Linked DNA regions of Mus musculus: region 2 is linked to region 1. The links are chromatin loops, found by intact Hi-C in ENCODE. Cell type or tissue: heart. All regions are shown on one strand. Links, peaks and the distances in the headings refer to the core of each region. The heading gives the core; the rest is flanking DNA.

Region 1 (10,502 bases), core at 1,199-9,198:
CTGATCACTGGCTAGAGAAACTGAATCAGAAGCCAAGTGTCAGGCTCACTCACAAATGGTAGCTGGACTTATATCAAGTGCTACGCTGTCGTTCCAGTAGACATTGAAGTATATCTATATAGGAAATAGAGTAAGACACCTACTTCATACCATGTGAAAAAATTCAACTTGAGGACAATTCAAAACTAGATGGGATGTTGAGGACAAATCTTTCAAACTTATAAGAAAAGAAAAAGAAAGAGAAAAAGAAGAAGAAAAAGGAAAGGAAAAACTAGGCATCTGTTTTAGGGTGAGGTATATTTTTAAACAAGGTACAAAGCTAATCCTAAAGTAATTAAGTTATGAAAGGTTAAAAATAAAGTCCTTTGTTCAAATAAAAAATACATTAAAATGGACAGATAGGCCACAATCTATAAAACTTAAGTTGCTATTTACATTAATGTCAAAGGGTTTGTCTAGTTTTCCAGTTTTTATAAATTTGCACAAATCAACAAGAAAAAGTCAACCAACCCACCAAACAAACAAATAACCAACCCACAAAACCACCAATCCACCAATCCACCAACCAACCCACCAACCCACCCATCAACCAAACCACTAACCCACCAACCAATCAAACCATGAACCCACTAAGCAACAAGCAACCAGCCAACCAACTAACCCAGCAACCAACCAACCCACCCACCCATCAACCAACCTACCCCAAACCAGCAACCAACCAACCAAACCTAGTATAAAGAAAAAGATCTGGAGGCATTATAGAGAAGAAACATGATAGAGCTGAGCATGGTGACACAGGGGAGGGAGAGTCACAGAGGCAGGGGCAGAGGAAGAAGAGGCAGAAACATCAGAACCAACTTCAGTTGACAGTCTCAGTTACACGGCTACAGCAAGTTAGAAGCTAGCCTGGGCTACAGGTGGCCCTGTTTTAGAAAGGAGAAGAAAGGAGAAGGAGGTGGGGGGAGAGGAGCAAGTTAGAAGCTAGCCTGGGCTACATACAGGTGGCCCTGTTTTAGAAAGGAGAAGAAAGGGGAAGGAGGTGGAGGGAGAGGAGGAGGAGCGGGAGGTGGGAGGCAGAGTAGAGAGAACTGGCTCAGGAGTATCAGCATGATACAACTAAATAGATGAGTGGAAACAACACTTGATCTTTAATCTCCTTAGGAGCGATGAGGGTAACTCTCACATGGAGACCTAACATACAAAAACCTTCATAGCTACATTGTTAATAATATCAAAAAGAATGAACAACCCAGAAGTGTCTTCAAAGTATAATGAAGTAATAGTGTTTATTAAAAGACGCATTATACAATAGTAGATCCTGAACTAAGCAAAGTTTAAACAGAAACATGCGGGTTAATTTTGAGTTTATTATTGACTGTCACCAGCAACTTAAGGACCAAGCCAGCCTAAGGAAAAACAAGCCTGAGCATTATGAAAAAGTTATTTTGAAGCAACCCCCCCCCAAAGTTTATAAGATGATTTAAAGCACTGGCTCAGTCAGTATCATTTGCAGGCAAGCGTAAGGACCCCCGTAAGTGTAAGGCAAGCTTTTATGTGAACCCTGGTGTTCACATAAAAGCAGTTTACACTGTAATCTCAGTCTCATGGACATGGAACGGGGCTCCCTGGAGCTCAGTGTTCAGCTAGTCCAGCTAAATTGGTGAACTCAATGTTCAAAAATAAGACATAATAAAATGGGCTGCTAAGATAACTTAGAGGACAAAGGCACCCACTGCCAAGCCTGCTGGATGACTTGAGTTTATACCTCATGGTAGGAGGAGAGAACCACCTCTGATCCTTGCCAGTTGCCCTCTGACCTCCACACTCCTGCAGTGGCACACGCTCAGCCACACACAAAAGAAATAACTAGAAGGTAGATGAAGTAGACACGGTGCAGAGTAATTGAGAAGGACGCCTGACTTTGGCCTCTAGCCTCCACGTTTACACAAATGCATATGTTTGTGTGTATGCTTATGTGTATGCTTGAACGCATGCATGACTGTATGTGGGGTGTGTGCATGTGTGGATGAGAGTGTGCAGAGTTTACCTTTGTTAGGGTACAGATGGAATGGCACAGGAGCCAGGCCTAAGCGTTTCTTCTAGCCTCTGAGTTTGCACTGTTGGTTAAGCTGGCACTAGCAGAATTTATGGACATAAAGACCCCATTATTTTTTCATGCTGCTTTTAGAAGTTTTAGCTGATACAGAGAGACAAGGAAAAAAAAAAGCAATAAAGACAGACTGAAGTGAGTTTATTTTTATTTATTTATTTATTGGGTTGGTTTTTGCACATGATGGTATTATCTGGAAAACTCAACATAACTAAAATTTTTATTTAAATTTTTTTTTAAAAATTAAACTTAAAAATATCCACGAAGTAGATACTTCATTCTTCCTTAAAATAGGGAACAAAATACCCATGTAAGGAGTTACAGAGACAAAGTTTGGAGCTGAGCCAAAAGGATGGACCATCCAGAGACTCCCCCACCCGGGGATCCATCCCATAATCAGCCACCAAACGGAGACACTATGGCATATGCCAGCAAGATTTTGCTGAAAGGACCCTGATATAGCTGTCTCTTGTGAGGCTAGACCAGTGCCTGGCAAATACAGAAGTGGATGCTCACAGTCATCTATTGGATGGAACACAGGGCCCCCAATGGAAGAGATAGAGAAAGTACCCAAGGAGCTGAAGGGGTTTGCAACCCTATAGATGGAACAACAATATGAACTAACCAGTACCCCCAGAGCTCATGTCTCTAGCTGCATATGTAGCAGAAGATGGCCTAGTTGAACATCATTGGGAAGAGAGATCTCTTGGTCTTGCAAACTGTATATGCCCTAGTACAGGGGAACGCCAGAGCCAAGAAGTGGGAGTGGGTCGGTAGGGGAGCAGGGTTGGGGGAGGGTATAGGGGACTTTGGGATAGCATTTGAAATGTAAATGAAGAAAATATCTAACAAAAAAATTGAAAAAAAAAAGAGAAAGATTTTAAAAGTAAAAAAAAAAAAAATTCACAATGGAGCTGAAGAGATGACCCAGGGGCGAAGGGCTCTGGCTACTCTTAGAGAGGGCTAGGGTTCTATTTCTAGGACCTACTGAGCATCTATCTCTCTAACTCCAGCTGCATGGGTTCTAGCTTCTCCTGACTGCTTCAGGGATGGCATGTATGCAGTACATATACACACAAGTGAACACCCATATAAATAATAATTTTTAAAAATCCAAGGCAACTGATAAGAAACTAGTGAAGGAATGAGTTCTTGGTAGTAATCTCCCCCACTTGTTACTGACTTTGTGGCAGAAACTCTGCTCAGCACTTTATATTCACATCTCAACTAAGCTCTGCTGTCAGGCTTTCTCCACAGGAATGAGGAAACGGCTCTTGCTGAGAACAACTCTTGACTGGCAGGACCAGGTTTGAAACTTGTTTGGTCTGACTCATAGCTCATGCCAAGAAACACTGTTATCTTGTCTCCAAACAAATATTGACCTAAGATACTTTTTTCTTTTTCCAAAACAAAGATAAACAGTGACCAGGAAAGTTGTTCAGGGAGAAGGTGGCTTTCTTTGGTGGTGGGCATTGTTCAAATAGGGTATCGTCCGTCTTATTTAAAAGTCTATGTGCTTCAGGTGGACTAAATACATACACAAAGTAAACGAGAGTCTGCATCTTGAACAAGTCTGCAGAAGACAAAGGAAAGCCATCTTTGGGGCTGGAGAAATGGCTCAGCAATTAAATATGCTGGCTGTTCTTACAGAGGACCAGGCTCAGTTCTCAGCACCCATATAGCAGCCCCTAGCCTGTGACTGCAGTTTCAGGGAACCCAGCTCCATGGCCACTGCATTCTGCAGGCAAAACCCCCATACACATAAAATAAAAGTAAATTAATCTTTTTTTTTTAAAAAAGATAACTACCTTTAAAAGTCTGTCTTTCATTTGCTCTTTCTTTTAAAACACTATTTAGATTGCTTGTTACCTTTCTGTCAATATTATTCAGTTACAATATAATTGTAATTAATAATTAAAACTACCTTGATTGGATGGGTGTTATCATATTGCTGTGAAGAGGCACCATGACCATAGCAGCTCTTATAAAGGAAAACATTTAATTGAGGCTGGCTTAGAGTTTCAGACCTTTAGTCCGTTATCATCATGGCCTGAAGCATGATGGAATGCAGACAGACATGGTGCAGCAGCAGGAGACTCTGTGCCTTAACTGGGCATAGCTTGAGTTCTTCAAAGCCCATCCCCACAGGACACACTTCTTCCAGCAAGGCTGTACCTACTCCAACAAGGCCACACCCCTAAAAGTGCCACTCCCTGTGAGCTTATGAGGGCCATTTTCTTTTACTACCATGGGTGGCTTTTTGTGTTTCTCCTGCAAGAAGCTGTTAATGCTGCTTCCATTAGCAGCTGGTTCTGTTTGGATTGCTCGCAGCTGGTAGCTGAATACATAAAGACAGATTTTTGAACCATCTCTTAGGATGTGGGCATCGAATACCTTACTAGTATGCTCTAGTTTATTTTTAACTTCTGTTCTTTTGGTCCTGGAGACCCTTGGACTATCACAAAAGTTTTCTGAACATAAGGTCTTTACAACTTCCCTTCAGAAATGCTGGGAACAGCCTCACTTTCTCCTGCCCACCTCTGCTAATCTCTCTTACTCTGGAGGGTGCTGGGTGAGCCCAAGCATAGGAGGCTTATATATTAGGATGAGAGGAGACTTCAGAGGCCAATGAGCCCCCACTGCTTTCTTATGCGCTCCTTTCAGGACGCTGGCCCAGGATCTTGGCTATTTTCTTCTCAAACCCACAGACTCAGAAACAATGCAGAGCCCTGCAGCAGACAAAGGGGAATCGAGGAACAAGGCTGCCCCCGTGTGGTGTGAAATGTAAACAGGGAAACGTGAGAAATATGAAGTTGTAAAAGGTGAACTTCCATCAACTGTAATGTCATTTGCAAATTTTTTGTAATTGGTATCAGGCCCTAATAACTACAAAAATGCAAAATCCGTTTTAGATGACACCAGAAACTCATGGCACACCCATGAGGTATAGTAACCATAGAATAGCCTGAAATTCCAGGAAGAGAGTATAGTGGACAGGTGTCTTGTTCTACAGAAGCTAAGCCTCCAGTAGCCCCCCTGAGCTCTGCTCTGGTTTCAGTGTAGCAGACTGTGGACCGAGGTCTATTTTTGTTTACTTTTGTTACTTTTTGCTAGTTATGGTTTGAGATACAGTCTCACTACATGGCCCAGGTTGTTCTTAGACTCAGAGCTGCCTAAGCTTCCAGACAGCTGGGATTACCAAGGCACATCTGGTTTAAGCACAAAGTGGAGTCAAGAAAAATCCATTTCATAAACATATATCCTGGGTATGTAATGGTTCTAGCAAGTTAGCTCAGGGTAAGGAGCACACAATGGGAAAAAAAAAAAGCTTGCCAAAAAGTGTATGAGATAATATTTCCATCCCAGACTATTGCAGATAGCTGATAGAGTATACACATGAGTCTGCCCCCCTTCATTGGAATCTGTGAGGATGGGCAGAGGGCACCATACCAGTGGCTGCTCTCTGGTAAGCGAAAGGTTAGAGGTAAGCTCCTGTGTTCGACAGCTCAGCATCCCCATCCCCAAAGGATCCCAGTTACTTCAGTAGCTAAAAAGAGATGGAAAATAGACACTCCTTATTTTAGGTTTTTAAAAATATAAAATATAGAATAGTCAAAACCAACAAAACTGGTACCACAAACAAGGAAGAAAGGTTAGCCAGGAGGGCTCTGGGCTTGTGGCACTACCAGGAAACTAAATAATGCCTGGCTTCTGACCTATTTGGATTTAAAATCTATAGTTACCACCAAGGCACCACCTTGGTTACATTATTTAATGGCTTTAACCTTTAGTTTTTAATCCTGAACATGAAATCTCAATGCCTAGGTTGTGTCAAGGATTTCATCAGAGGACACAGGGCAATTAGCACTTGCCTAGCTCTTGCTCATAAATATTAGGCTAATTGAGTCACCCAGGAGCAGTAGTAACATGTGTATACCTAGACTCAGTGTGCCCACAACGAAGCTACTGAATTCACAGTGAAGAACTGCTCCCCTAAAATTTTAAGGTATTTCCAGGAGGGATTTTATGTACCTCGTAATAGTTGTTTACAGGCAGTACCTTAGTGGAGGTACCTGGAATTTAGAACATCAAAAAAACCCTACTTTCAGGATGGGAAGTCCAGCCAGAGATTGTTAATAGTGTGCTGGGTTTACAAAAATCTCATGGATCCAAGATTCACTCTTTCAGATGCATCACATGCTAGCTAGATGTCTTTGAACCTCAGTTTCCCTGCACAAGAATAATAGCTACAATTCATATACTGCTTACAAATATATCACATTGACTGTGATCCCAGGGATGTGGTATACGTAAATACCTATGTCAGAGAAAGCCTCAGTCAATACTTTTTTGTTCTCTTGAAAATCTTTGATGATGGTGGTGATGACAATGGAAACGTTCAAAGAAATCCTGAGATTTAGGAAGCTGATAGTGAGTTTATAGGGCCATTTGGCCTTCTGAGTAGAAAAATAAGGACCCAGGAAGACATATGTGGGAGTGGTCTCTTTACCAGAATGACAGATATTTCATTGCCTGCCCAAAGTGGGGCTGAATGTCCCGCAGCTTCGTGCTACACATGGTCAGTAGAGAGCGCCAGAGGGATGCAATAGGAGAGAGCTGCTTTCTAACAGGCCCACAAGCTTGTTTGCCAACCCTTTCAAGACAAGCTTGCTCAGAAGATGGGGCAGGCAGCAGCTATTAACAGCTAGAACAGCACTTTCATAGTGGGGCTTGCCAGCCAGCCATCTCCCCAGGAAGCTTTTCCGTAGTTTCTCAAGTGTGATGTAGGTGACTTTTCGTCTAACCCAGAGGGCAGATTCCCAGTATTTAGCAGCAGCAGTCTTTCCTACCCGCAGCTTCAGCCCACACTGCAGTGAAGTGTCTCCTGTCGGGGTACCAGTTCCAGCTGAAATTCTCAAGTTACCAGTTCCTGGTAGTGTGTGTCAGCTCTTACCATACATGAACCCTTTTGTCTGTCCAAATGACCTCAGAAGAGGTCTGGACCCAGGCTCTGGGGAGACAGATTCCCTTCCAAGGTTGTTCCCGCTAGAGGCATACTCGCTCAGCCCTATAGTGCTCCCTTTACAGCTAACCCTCGACCGGAGTTAAGTTTCTAAATGAAATTTTCTTGTTCAAACTGCTCTCTGGTAGGACAGGAGACTGTGAAAACCCAGCGAACTCTATTCCATGACAGAAGAATCATTCCTGGGACTGTATTTCCTCCACTGCCTACATCATCCTGGGACAATCTGGATGCTTATTGAAGATTTTTGTTCCTTTATATAAATCACATCCTTGCTATCGATCTATCCTTGGGTTGAGTGTAAAAACTGCTGAACAGTGGAACTGATAATGATGGGAGCCCACAAACGTTCTTCTGCAAGACTCTTGTGGTATTAGCTGGGTAATTGGGTTTCTGATTCCGGCTGAGCAGGAAAGAGTTCTTGGGAGAAATCGCATTTGCGTTGTACCTTCAAAAGAAAGGAACCTTGCAAAACTGCAATATAACTACAATCATGGGAACCCTCCAGGCAGAAGGAGAGGTGCAGACACACAGCCGTCCATTTGGGACAAACGTCTTGAGACAGCGATAGAGCCTGGAAGGTTTGAGTGCTGGGCACACAAGTACAGGAAGGCATGGAAGAATTCCATGAAGATTTGGCTTCTGTGTGGAATAGATTAAATTGGGACCTAAGCAAAGTCACTCATAAGAAAATTACTACAGTAACCATGATATAAGGAAATCCAAACCTACAATTGAAACATGGGAAGGGGAAAGGGAAAGAGAAAATCAGTACATAAAAACAATGTGTAGGAAGATCACAGTAGGCCCCAGGTGGGTGGCTGTGAGAGATGATCTTGACAAAGCTGGTGTGGCAACAGGAACAAAGAGTCATGGGGGAAAGTATTAACGTTGACTCTCTAGTCTGGGTGGAGCATACTATGATGAATGGAAAGTTCTGGGCTGGCAAGATGGCTCAGCAGGTAAAGGCTCTTGCCAACAAGCATGATGACCTGAGTTTAACCCCAGAGTGCCTATGGTGGAAGGAGAGAGCAGACTCTGAAAGCTGTGTGTTCGCACATATACACTGACACAGCATGAATAAATAAGTGGGGAAAGATTTAAAATAGAAAATAATTTATAGTCAGTATGAACCCCATGCTGATATAATCCAAGCTCTCTTTACTCCCAGTCTCCTGTCTCCTGTCTCCTGTTTCATCAGGGGAGTTTATCCTTAATCCCCTAAATGAATGTTTGTAAGCCCTACAAGTCCCATGCTAAGTCTGAGACACTATACAGTCCTCTAAGCCTCGGAGTAGTAATTCAGTAATGGGCGAGGAGAGTGGAAAGAGAAGATAGCTATATAAAAAAAATGTATCGGAAGACCGTTGTAGATGCCAGGTGGGTGGTTGTGAGAAGTGACCCAAACAAAGCTGGGTGTGCAGTGTGTGTGTGAACACTTGAAAAGCCCAGCTCCAGGCATCGTTAGACACTCTGCACTATATTGTTTGCTAAACCTCAGATCTGCTTGAAGAGGATCAAGAGCACATAATTGGCTTCCTTGGCTCTCTCTCCCTTTTCCTCTTCCTTTACCCCTATGTCTGCCAGTTTAAATAGGAAAGGATAGGTCCAGACCTATAGAGCAAGAACAAGATCGTACAAGAACTTATAATTTGGTTGCGTGATTGCTGGATCTGAAGTTACTCATAGCCATTTTAACTCTACAAAGCACTGTCATGTGTCTCTGGCAGATACAAGACATCACATTAGGAAACCACTTTAGTCAACACCTCCAAGATGCTCTGAGCATAGGTCTTGTTCCGGCATCTTCATCCCAACCTGCCACATAGAAAAAGACCTCTGTGATGCCCACAAAGGCCCTCCCCTTTGCAGGGACAACACTGTCACTCTCTGAGGACCCTCATTCATGTGACGGTGCTCTCTCTTTCTCCCCCTGTGATGAGGGTGGGTGACGCTCACAGTTCAGCCTCAGTCACATAGTGTCTTCTTTCAAAAGCCTCTCCTCAAACACTTCACATCCCCCACACTTTCCTATCCTTCTATATTCTGGATTAGAAAGGATGAAAGGGTTCAGTCAGTCTGGGGGCCACCTTCTTTTTAAGTACTTCATAAGGGACTGTGCTTTAAGTCCAGTATCTGTCATCTCCGCCTCGGCAGAAACTCCAGTATGAACATTCTTTGACATGAAGACTCCTTCAGTGATAAACTTTCAGAGTTCTTTGATGAAGCACAAAGGAAGTCAATGCTAAAACGTTGAATTAAAGTTTACATAAAATTTACTTATAAAAATGTGTATATTTAAATACCTAGAACTACATAATTTATGAAGTGTATTTGTGTGTGTCTGTGTTTTTATTCTAACTTTTTTTTTTTTTTTTTTGGCTTTTAGAGACAGGGTTTCTCTGTGTAACAGAGTCCTGGGTGTCCTGGATCCACTTCACAGACCAGGTTGGTCTCAGGCATCGACCTGCCTGTGCCTCTCAACTGCTGGGATTAAAGGGATGCGCCATCACTTACACTGATTCCAAGAAGATTTCAAAGCAGCCTTTAGAGGCTTGGTATATTGATTTCCTGCTAAAACAAACTTTGCTGCTCAGATGGACATAAGCCTGTTGTCTCGCAGTTCCAGAGGCTCTATCAAGTGTCTCTGGAATGATCCTCCTGGCAGCTCTAGGGAAGCAAACGTTTCCTCTGCTGGTCCTGAAGGCTGCCGGCATCGGTTTGGATGCCCCACGTTCCTCTGTAGTATGGCTTTTGTACCTTTCAGTGGCTGCTTGCACAAGCCACTCTCAGAACCATCAGAAAGGCTCTTAGCTGCCCTCTTCCGAGCGGAAGGGCCTCGGTGACTTTCCCTAGCCCCATCTGGATATTTTAAAGTTAGCTATGGCAGATGAGTAGGCTTAACTCCCTTCCATTGTGTATATCAGTCCAGGGTTAATCAGAGAAGCAAAACCGGTAGGAGACACATCTCAAGAGATTTGTTGTGGAAAATTGGCTAACATGGCTGTCAGGATAGCTAGGAAGGCACAAAGGGCAGGCTGCCATGGTCACCCAGGACAGGCAGACAGAGGATAATATAAGTTGCCTATTGAGCGGATTTCCATACAGGTGTGGCTGGAGGATGGAGCCAGTAGGGGGCAGTGCATTAAAGGGTCCGAGCTCTGACTGTGGTGCCCAGGAATAGGATCTGAACCTCCAACCCTGGCACCTGATGGGGTGGACCAGGCAACGCACTTAACACTTCTTTATCCCTATCATCCTCTCTCTCCCCATCTTCCCTACCTTTATCTTTTTCCTTTCTTTTCTTCTTGAAAGGGTCTCCTGTAAGCCTCAAACTCTGATCTTGTTATGTAGCTGAGGATAGCTTTG
Region 2 (10,502 bases), core at 1,753-9,752, 300 kb before region 1:
CTTCTTAGTACAAATCCCTGTATGGGCCAAGCATATTAAAACCACCACAGCCATTCTGATGTAGGTATTTTTCTCTTTCTGTTTCTTCTGCTCAGATGACCCTAGCTTGTGTCAACCAGAACAACATCTGAATTAATTCAAGCACAATGATACAAACTACATTCTCTGAAGGGGCATTCCAGCTATGGTGTAGATCTGTCAAGTACACTTACTCTCCTGAGCCTTGATGTCTTTGCCTGGATTATGGTGGGTCATGACTGTAAGTTTGGAAAGCAAGTCAGATAGCAGGAGGCTGGGCTGGCTCTAGACATCAATTAGGTCTTACTTTTGTTAGCACTTGTAGCAAGTACTTACTACTGAATATGGTCGCTTTTCTATTGAACAAAAACGACTTCACAGGACAAAGATGACAGACAAAGCCATTCTACGAATAAGACAGATCATGAAAAAGCATTGCACACCCAAGTCCATATGAAACAGGAGCTATGTGGCTAGGATCTTCCAGAAAAGACATGAATGCCTTGCAATAGATTCTTCCCTAGCACTTTTGGAGTGAGCCTGGCTTGGTTGGTAGAGGGAGAGGCATTCAGGAGACCCTGGGTTTGAGCCACAGCACTGTATACACAGACATGGTGGCATTGGCAGTAATTCTAGTAATAGGGAACAGAAGGTAGAGGATCAGGGGTTCAAGGTCATCCTTGGCTGTGCAATAGGTTAAAGGGTAGCCTGGGATGTATGTGATTCTATTAAAAAGCAAAACAAACAAGAACTGTAACTCAGTGGACACCTGAACTGAAATCGGACTCCCAGCTTCCAGAACTAATCACCAGTAAATGGCCTTTGTTTAAGACGTGGAGCGTGCAGTATTTTGTTCCAGTGTCTCTGGAGACAAGTTGTTTATGCAGCATGTGAGAGAGCAAGGGATGACTGGTGTTCTGAGGGCACAAAAGCCAGAGAGAAGGTACTTAAACCATCCATAGAATCTGACACCAACTCAGATTGTCTAAGACTTTCCACTGACCCACCCGACAGATCTACCGGGAGCATAGTTCTCTCGGCTATCACAAGTGAATAAAGCCACCTTTGCTTGCCAATAAGATCCACGGTAGCCTTTGGTTAATTAAAATGCACTGATGTAATCAGCACCTTTTACCTCCCAATAACATTCATCATCATTGTTATTTAAACAACTTTCTCAGGGAATCCTAGTACTCATATCTTGGAAGTAGATTCCTTCTCTTCTTTATAAAATGGCTTCAAACCACACTGGCTAGTTTTACAGATGTGAAAGAGCATTCTCTGGGACTTTGTGTCAGGCTTTCACCTTCATTTCTTCATTCTTCATTTCATTCACAATTACTTTCCTTCTTTCATTGTTTAATAATTCAGTGAACTGCGGCTCTTTCCCTCAGGATTTCCCCCTCCTATTTCACATAGCCAGTGTAAGTTGAGAGTGTTGGTTTGTTTGTTTGTTTGTTCATTTGTTTGTTTGTTTTCTGAGACAAGTTTCTCTGTGTATCCCTGGCTGTCCTGGAACTCACTCTGTAGACCAGGCTGACCTCTAACTGGCAGAGATCCACCTGCCTCTGCCTCCTGAGTGCTAGGATTAAAACCCTGTGCTGTAATCTCAGTCTCCTTGGGGTTGGTCAGGTGCTTCTTTGTATTCAAATGCTAAATCCAGGCCCCAAGATCTGCTTGCATCCTGATGGGCAGATTCTTTGCTTGCCAATCTTCTCTGACTGGTTAAATAAAAGTGGCCACAGCCAATTGCTAGGGAGAATAGAGGTGGGCGGGGTTTCCGTTACCTGGGCTGTGGTTTGAAGGTAGGGAACTCTGGGGAAAGGAGAAAGACAAAGACCAGGAGGTTTCCACTAGCCAGGCAGGGCCAGGAGCACTTGGCCAGAAAAGTGCACCCTGAGGACAGACAGATGGAGCCGAAATAACCCAGTAGAGACTCAGGGAAGAGCAGGGAACTTGGTATTGCAGCTGGAAATAGCCAGTCTAGCACTGAGAAATAGTTTACAGGTAATCAATCGCCCAGTAACTGAGCTAAAGCTGATTAAATAAGTCTATAGGATTCTGCCTCAATTATTGGGGGGCTGGCTGGGTCATTATAAGAACTAATAGAGTTCCAAATATATATCACAACAACAGAATCTTATTAAATATTTCAAAGAGGGCTGGAAGGATGACTCAGCAGGTAAAAGTTTAAGTCTGCAAGCCTGAGGATGCACTGCGATTGCTGGAGCCCACAGGAAAAACCAGGAGGAGAGTCTGAAATCCCAGCACTTCACACCACAAAATAGGAGGCAGAGACAAGAGAAGCTCCCAGAACCTCTGAGCCATCTATCCTGGTGGATGCAGCTGAGTGGCAGAAAGAGGGAAGGGGAGACCTTGCCTCAAATGGGTAGAATCCCAGGACCAACTCCCCCAAATGTCTACTGTTATCTATCTATCTATCTATCTATCTATCTATCTATCTATCTATCTATCTATCTGCACTGCCCCCACAATGATAAATCAATACATTACCCCCCCCAAGAGTTTCCTCAATTCTGAGTTTGATGAATAGTGTTTAGGATTTTCCTATTTTGTTTGTTTGGGTTTTCAATATCCTTAGTCCCTTGCAATGGCCCACATGATTTGTTGGCATACACAGTAGACTATATTATTATTAACAAATACTGCCTCACAGTGGACTATACTTTATTGAGTTCAGCCTGGGTCAGCCAGCCCCTTGCTGACCATGAACATCACCGGTGACTGTGATAATGTCACTAGGACTTTGTCACTGTTCTTTATGGGTCAGTTGCTAATGGTAACCAAGTTTTCATCCCTTGCAAATCCACAGTCTGATTCAAGAAACTGTCTAGACCCCCAAAGAATCATGACTTCCTGGGTCACCACTGGTGTTGCTTCAATGCTGTCTTTAGGACTGTTCCTGTTAGGTGGTTTGGCCTATTCATCCACTACTCCAAGTTCTTGTGGCCACCACATGTTTCCATCCATGGCAACAGCAGAGAGGGAAGCCTGGTTCTGTTCTGTTTCTAACTCAGTCTTGTGTTTTTGGACTGAGAGGCATTAGGGATGTTCCGTTTCTCTTGTCACTGCACGGGCTGGACTCATCACTGAGTTACCCTTGCAGTTAAGGGAATTTTCCATTCGATTCTAGAATATTCATTTTCTTCAATTACATCACTGGGAATATTTATATATTCCTCTTTTCTGAAAAATCTTAGTAAAAAAGAAAACTATATCAAAATTCTGTATTAAATGTGATTTTGAGGGAAGAGAAAATAAAGTGTTATTGAATGTGCTTCTCACAAGAAGGGATTCATTCTACAGTTCTTAGTCAATATAGTACAGAATGCTACAGTACATTACTGGGTACATAGCACTGGACACACAGCCCTGCACACACTCAAACACCACTGGGCACATAGCACAGGGCACATAGCATCGGGCATACAGCACTAGGCACACAGCCCTTGATACATACATACCACTGGACACACACGACTGAGCACATAGCTATTGTTCAATAAATTTTCTCTAATGGATAAAATCATTTTGGTCTGATAGCAGTTGGCAAATCCTAAGGACCCAAATGATGTTTCTTGGCACTAGAGAAATTTCGAATCGTCCCCAAGGTCATCATACCCTGCTGCTAAGATATTGAGCCAGCCACTACTTACTTGATTGCATTAGCACCAACCTCATGAACTCTCTGGGAAGGTGACATAAGTGCTGCTTACAGCAGTCAGTACGCTGCCACGGTGACGGTCCAGCGTTCACTTGAATCTGAGCTTGTATTTATAAGCGACGTAGAAGAATGTGTTTCTTTAAAGTATGTTTTTAACATTTTTCCTTAATCCTATCTTGTTGGTATCCAGGGGCTTAACAGATAATTATTAAATGAACACATACAGTAACGAATAAGTCAATTTAGTCACAGCTAAAGCTAGTCACAGATGATTTCCATCTACATTGGAAACTAAATTACAAGCAAGCTTGCCATGTGAAGACATCAACATATGTCTTAAGAGATCCCAGAATGATTTATCTAAATATAGGTACGAGATAAGAAGCATCATCAAGGCAAAGGGAACGTTCCCCATCTAAGCTTTCGAGCACTGCCCACTACCCGTGATCCTGCAAAGTTGTTATTAACCCCTAAATACAGCTGTCTAGGATAAGTCCTTGATTATGATGCACTGGTTCTTAAAATATCCAATATTTATGGCCCATTTGATATTTATTTATTACAAAGGGCCTTTGGCTACTTTTAGTGAAAAATATAGATTGAACAATAAAGTAGAACACCTCAGAAAACAAGGCAAACCAATTCTTGTAAGTGGTATTGTTGTAAATGACATAAGAGGGTTTCTGTTACATTTCCTTATTTGATTTTTTATTGTGTTTGTATAAATTTAATCTGGAGTATAAGGTTAAAGTGTTAAAATTACTTAAAGCAACTGTGAGGACCCAAATAAAATCTGTTACAAGCCTCAGCCAGACAAAACACTGCTATGGAGAAGGGAGGGACCCTAACTCTAACCCTAACCCCGAGGCACCATCCCTACCAGAGGCCTCACCCCTACCTGAAACCCCAACCTTACCTAAAGCTCCACCCCTTACGAGGCTCTCCAGGAAGCTCACATTTGATAAAGTGAAGAGAGACTTTCTCTTCAGTGGTGTGCCCAACGTAAAGTGGTCATGATCTTGGAAGAAACCTCACACCCATGATCCAGTAAGAAGTAATTAGTAGTCTAACCCTAATTACACTCGTTGGGTTACAAAATTTTTTAATAAGTAGGGGCTAGTAGCTATGGTGAGGACGTACAGGGGAGAGTGGGGATAGCCAGAGCTAAATCTGATCAAAACACGTTGTATTACGTTCATGAAGATGTCACAATGAAATCTGTGACTATGCATTAGTACAATTAATATATAATCTTTAAAATGTTTTAAATTACCTCCAACTCCTATGTCTATGTTATCGTTCTCTGAGTTTGGGGTAAGTATGTGCGGCTTCAATTTCCATGAGACTAGGACTAAAACTGAACGCTATTTTAAATGTTGGAAGTGACATGTAACTGATTTCTGTTCTGGTGTTCTTAGTGACGTCAGCAAAATCTTTTTGAGTTCCATTTTGTGTGGATATCCTGATTGCTAGTCGCCTCACAGCCTGCTACCTCAAACGAAGTGCTTCTAAGAAGAGTGACTTTCAGAACGCAGAATTTAAGGCTTCTGGAACTTTCTTTTCCTTTATTTATAACTTTACTATTCTGAGATGAAAGAGAAACCACAAATTAACGGAACAACAATGAATTAAAAGCAAAATATCTCTCAAGTAGATAGTCCTTGTAGCATCGGTGTCCTGAGGCCCTCCCACAGGTATGGTTGGCTTTTCTGGGCCAATATTGCCATCTACTGGTGAACTGGCTGGTTTTGCGGCAACTTGACACAAGCTGGAATTATCAGAGAAAGGAGCCTCCCTTGAGGAAATGCCTCCATGAGATCCAGATGTAAGGCATTTTCTCAATTAGTGTTCAAGGCGGGGAGGGCCCCTTGTGGGTGGGACCATCCCTGGGCTGGTAGTCTTGGGTTCTATAAGAGAGCAGGCTGAGCAAGCCAGGGGAAGCAAGCCAGTAAGGAACATCCCTCCATGTCCTCTGCATCAGCTCCTGCTTACTGACCTACTTGAGTTCCAGTCCTGATTTCCTTTGGTGATGAACAGCAGTATGGAAGTGTAAGCTGAATAAACCCTTATGCTGAAAACTCAGAATAAATAATTATATTGCTCAGTGCAACATAAATGTATCTGTCTTCTCAGCGTCTGACAGACCTCATGATTTCCTCAATAGATAGCTAAAGGCCCAAAAGATGAGCAGGGCTGTCTGACAGCTCTCATCAGTAATCCAGGCATTTCAGATCCTGAGACTGAAGGATCTATGCAAATTGTAGGACAGCCATGGAGACCCTGCCTGAAAAGGAAACACTAAACAAACCGGCTAGGAACAGAGGAGGGGCCTTCCACAAAGTCTCAGAAACTTCTAGAAGTAGGAGTGATAATTCCTGTGGTCTGAGTCGCAGTCTCTGCTCACTGTGTAAATCCCGACACATGGTGAAGTTAAAATAGTGCCCCATGTTCCTTCCCTGGAGACATGACAAAACTATCACCAGATGTGACTGCCTTAATCCCACTCAGATCCAGTTCTCTGGTCAATTTAATCTCTGCATCATCTTCTTTTTACAGGATTGGTGCGGCCACTCTTCTTGAGAACATTTTTTTTTCTGGGTTAATTGTAGAGGGGGCCCTTGGCACCTGAAGCTGCTGTCTGTGTCGCCCGCCCCTCCCCCAGTCTTCCCTCCTCAATTCTGCTGCCCTTTTCTTCCCCGCAGGAATGGCAGACTTCCCATCTCACAATGCGGGTCCTTAGTAGCTGGATAAAAGGTGACATACCTTTTCTCCGGGGTTCATGTCTGTTTTCATCTCACATCGCTAATTCAGCCCCATAGACAATGAATCGTCTGTTCTTTATTCTTTCTTCCGGCTCTCTCCCAGGGGACCTTATAACACATGCAGCCCCATTTTCCCATCTCCCCATTCCCCACTCCTCCATCCTCCTCCCCACGAGCTGTCCCACCTTCTTCCCAAGTCTTCCTTTCCATGTCTCTTGGAACCCCGGGAACATCTTCTGATTGATCCATTAGAAAAGTAAGCCCGACCATGACCTTTCTCTGTCATCAGCCCTGAGCTGGATTCTTTTTTCCGGGCTTCGCTTCCTTAGCCTTCCGGTTCCCTGAGCCTCCCAGAAGCCTTCCAGTCTCTCCCCTCCTATTCTACACCTGGCATTCTCTCCACAAGAGACTTGCATCTCATGTCCTTCCAACCCCACCTCAAATGTGATTCCCTAAACGTACAGTATTCTTGCAGCAGAATTTACCCACTCGACTAAAAGCAGACGATCTCCTGAAGATAACTGACAGGGTCTCATGTGGAGCCCTAGAGCAAGAACCTTTTTTTTTTTTTTTCAAAGGCAAAATTCAAGATGGAAGTTAAAATCCTTTTAGAATTGAATGAAAATGACAACACAAAATATGCTTACACAATGAAGGCAATGCCATGAGTCAGTTCATAGCGCTAAGTTCCTACATAAAAATAAAAAACAACAACAACAAAAAACAAAACAAAAAAACCCAGACAGATCTTACACTAATAAAAATGATACACTTGAAAGTTTTAGGGGGGGAAAAAAAAAGAAGAAATAGCATCCACAAAGAGTGTATGGGAAAAACAATCGATTAGTAAATAACCAAATTAATAAGTTAGAGATAAAAGGGGAGACATAACAACAAACATGGAGGAAATTCAGGTAATCATGAAGACATACTTTTAAAATCAGTATTTCACCAAACTGGAAAACCTACATGAAATAGATACATTTCTTTATAAACATTACCTACTAAAATCAACATGACATCAGCAGACCCATACCCCTAGTTAAATAGAGCATCAATTAAACTCCCAACTAAGAAAAAAAAAAACCCATGTTCTAGTAGACTCAGTGCAGAATTCTACTAGAATTTCAAAGAATAACTAATGTCAATAATCCTCAAATCATTTCACAAAATCGGAACTGAGGGAACTCTTCCAAATTCTTTTTACAAAGTCCCTATACTAAAACAGAGACTCAACAAAAATGAAAAGTATAGCCCTTACTTATGAACATAATGCAGAAATTCTCAATAAAGTACTCAAAAACTGAATTTAAGGAAACATCAGAAAGACCATCCACTGATCCAGTTGACTTCATCCCAGAGCCGCATGGTTCAACATATGTAAATCAGCAAACATACCCAGCACATAGAAATTAAAAGGCAAAAACAAAATGATCATCTCACAGATGCAGGAAAGGTTTTGACAGATCCCAACATTCATTCAAGATAAAGTACAGGTGAAACGAGGCTTACAGGGACAGAGACATAATGAAGGGGGCTTACAGCCAGTCAATATCAAGTTAAATGGAGAGAAGCTCAAAGTGTTTCCACTAAAGTCAAGACCAAGTCAAGGATGTCCACTCTGTCCAGTGCAGCACTCAAAGTCTTAGTTAAGGAGTAAAGTAAGGACGACTGAAGGAGATCAAAGGATTACAAATAGGAAAAGGGAGGGGGGATTCCAGAATCCACATTTGCAGACCATTTCTTTTCTATTTCAATATACAAATCATACACTTACTTAGTTAAATTTATTATTATTCTATGAGAACAAGAATTTGAAAAGTGGGATCAGTTACACTCCTTGGATTCCTATCCCAGGTAACACAAGGGCAAACATCCCTGCCCAGAGTATGCAAAATATGTAATGTGAATGAGATTCATTTTAAGGATTAAAAGTGTGTGTGTGTGTGTGTGTGTGTGTGTGTGTGTGCGTGCGCGCGCGCGCCTGCGTGTTAGGGATCACCATCAGAGCCCTTACACAGGGCAGGCAAGTGAACTACTTCCCAGCCAAAATGATTAATTTCGGGGACTGGAGAAATGTAGTGGGAGGGGCTGATACTGAAATCTGGTTCCCTAATTGTTTCTTGATTATGTCAATAAAGATGGCAGAAGGTAATCACTGGGTGAAAATAAAGAGGTGGGATTTTCCAGGTCCCAGAAGGAGATAAGATAGTGAGTAGGCTTTTCAGTCAGGTTTTGGGGAGAGGAGCACAGAACCATGTAAGGTCTGGGACCAACTAGAACCGGTGGCTGCTTCAACACCGGAAGAATTCTGACACAGGATAGCTGATGACTTCAGGGCAGTAGGTTCCATGCTCAGTGGTTGTGTTATCTGGCTGGCTTTAAAATACTAAGGCTGTCTGATGTTTTCCATCCTCTGTGACTCAGGTGGGCAGGAGAAAGGGCAGCCTTGGGGCAGTCGTTGGTGGTTGGTGGAGCTAGCCTCGGGCTTGGTTGGTCAGTATAGACTGATCACAGCTCTGAGCTTTCTCCAGTTGTTAGAGGATTGGTGGCGCTAACTGCTGGCCATTGCGGAGCTATCTGGAGTGGGAGCAGCTGCAGCGAGTTCTTAGAGCCAAGCTGAGAAGCTGAGAGTGCAGTCCCAGAAGGCATGGAGTTTTAAATTAACAGGCAGCGGAGGTGGAGTTCTGAGTTTGAGGCCAGCCTGGTCTACAAGGTGAGTTCTAGGACAGCCAGGGCTATACAGAGAAACCCTGTCTCGAAAAACAAAACAAAACAAAACAAAAACAAAAACAAAAACAAAAAATAAAACAAAACAAAAAAACCCATGCAACGGAGAAATAGCTGTTTTTACAGAGGAGCCCATTTTGGTTGCCAAGCATGGAGGCTCACAGCCATCCGCCACTCCAGTTCTAGGGCATCTAAAGTCCTTTGCTGATCTCTTCAGGACACTCCAGAGCACCAGGCACACACATACATAGAGGCAAAACTCTCGTATGCATAACAAAAATGGAAACCTTTAATTGTAAGAGCGTCTCCGATAATGAACAATCCATACACTAGAGATTATTTGAAGGCATAGCAACCATGTCTGAAGTGAGGCTACCAGGTTAGTGTTTCAAGGCTTACCAGCAACTGGAGTGGTATTCTTCCTGAACACTGCAGATTTCCAGCAGCTGGCCCCGGGGTTCACATGGTACGCTGTCCAAGCTGAAGTATTTAAACATCAAATGAAAACCAGGAAACTCCAGGTGACGTAAGTGAATGCTCAGGTGGGCAGCCAGTGAGACCATCATGTTAATGCCACCAGTGGTAGGAAAATAGCCCTCACAGTTGCCATGACAATAACCGGAAGTTGACAGTTTCTGCTCTCAGATCTCAGAAAGAGCACGGCTTGTTTCTGTTCCCACTGGTTCTCTGGTTGCAGCAGATGTTACTGGTTTGCCTTCCTCTGTGTGTGTGTGTGTGTGTGTGTGTGTGTGTGTGTGTGTGTGTGTGTGTGTGTTTTCAAGACAGGGTTTCTCTGTATAACCCTGGATGTCCTGGAACTCACTTTGTAGACCAGGTTGGCCTCGAACTCAGAAATCTGCCTGCCTCTGCCTCCCGAGTGCTGGGATTAAAGGCGTGCACCACCACGACTGGCTTCTCTGTGTTTTGAGTTATGGAAAGTAAAGACAGAGCAAGCAGAGGTTGGGAAGAGGGCTATACTGGGTGGTTTTGTGTCAGCTTGACACAGGCTGTAGTTATCACAGAGAAAGGAGCTTCAGTTGAGGAAATGCCTCCATAACATCCAGCTGTAAGGCATTTTTTCAATTAGTGATCAAGGCGGGGAGGGCCCCTTGTGGGTGGTACCATCCCTGGGCTGGTAGTCTTGGGTTCTTTAAGAGAGCGTACTGAGCAAGCCAGGGGAAGCAGGCCAGTAAGGAACATCCCTCCATGGCCTCTGCATCAGCTCCTGCTTCCTGACCTGCTTGAGTTCCAGTCCGAATTTCCTTGATAATGAACAGCAGTATGGAAGTATAAGCCTAATAAACCCT

The links. A loop is a pair of places that touch in the nucleus more often than their neighbours do. Peaks named below come from ENCODE experiments on the same cell type or tissue, not always from the same donor. Only the 100,000 strongest peaks of a DNase experiment are listed, where the experiment ranks them.
Region 2: it touches region 1 in a loop (4-fold over the local background); 4 of 42 quality-filtered maps call a loop at or near these places.

Annotation. Positions count from the first base shown.
Region 1 is chr10:22,771,396-22,781,897 of GRCm38, forward strand. No RefSeq gene overlaps it. Among named protein-coding and RNA genes, the nearest start is that of Gm10824, 37 kb to the right of the region's middle. In heart, for the core only: CTCF peaks have their summits at 4,887 (motif pointing left) and 6,697 (motif pointing right); no DNase peak of the experiment used is centred there.
Region 2 is chr10:22,474,615-22,485,116 of GRCm38, forward strand. No RefSeq gene overlaps it. Among named protein-coding and RNA genes, the nearest start is that of Gm40610, 19 kb to the left of the region's middle. In heart, for the core only: a CTCF peak has its summit at 5,427 (motif pointing left); no DNase peak of the experiment used is centred there; H3K27me3 peaks cover 797 bases.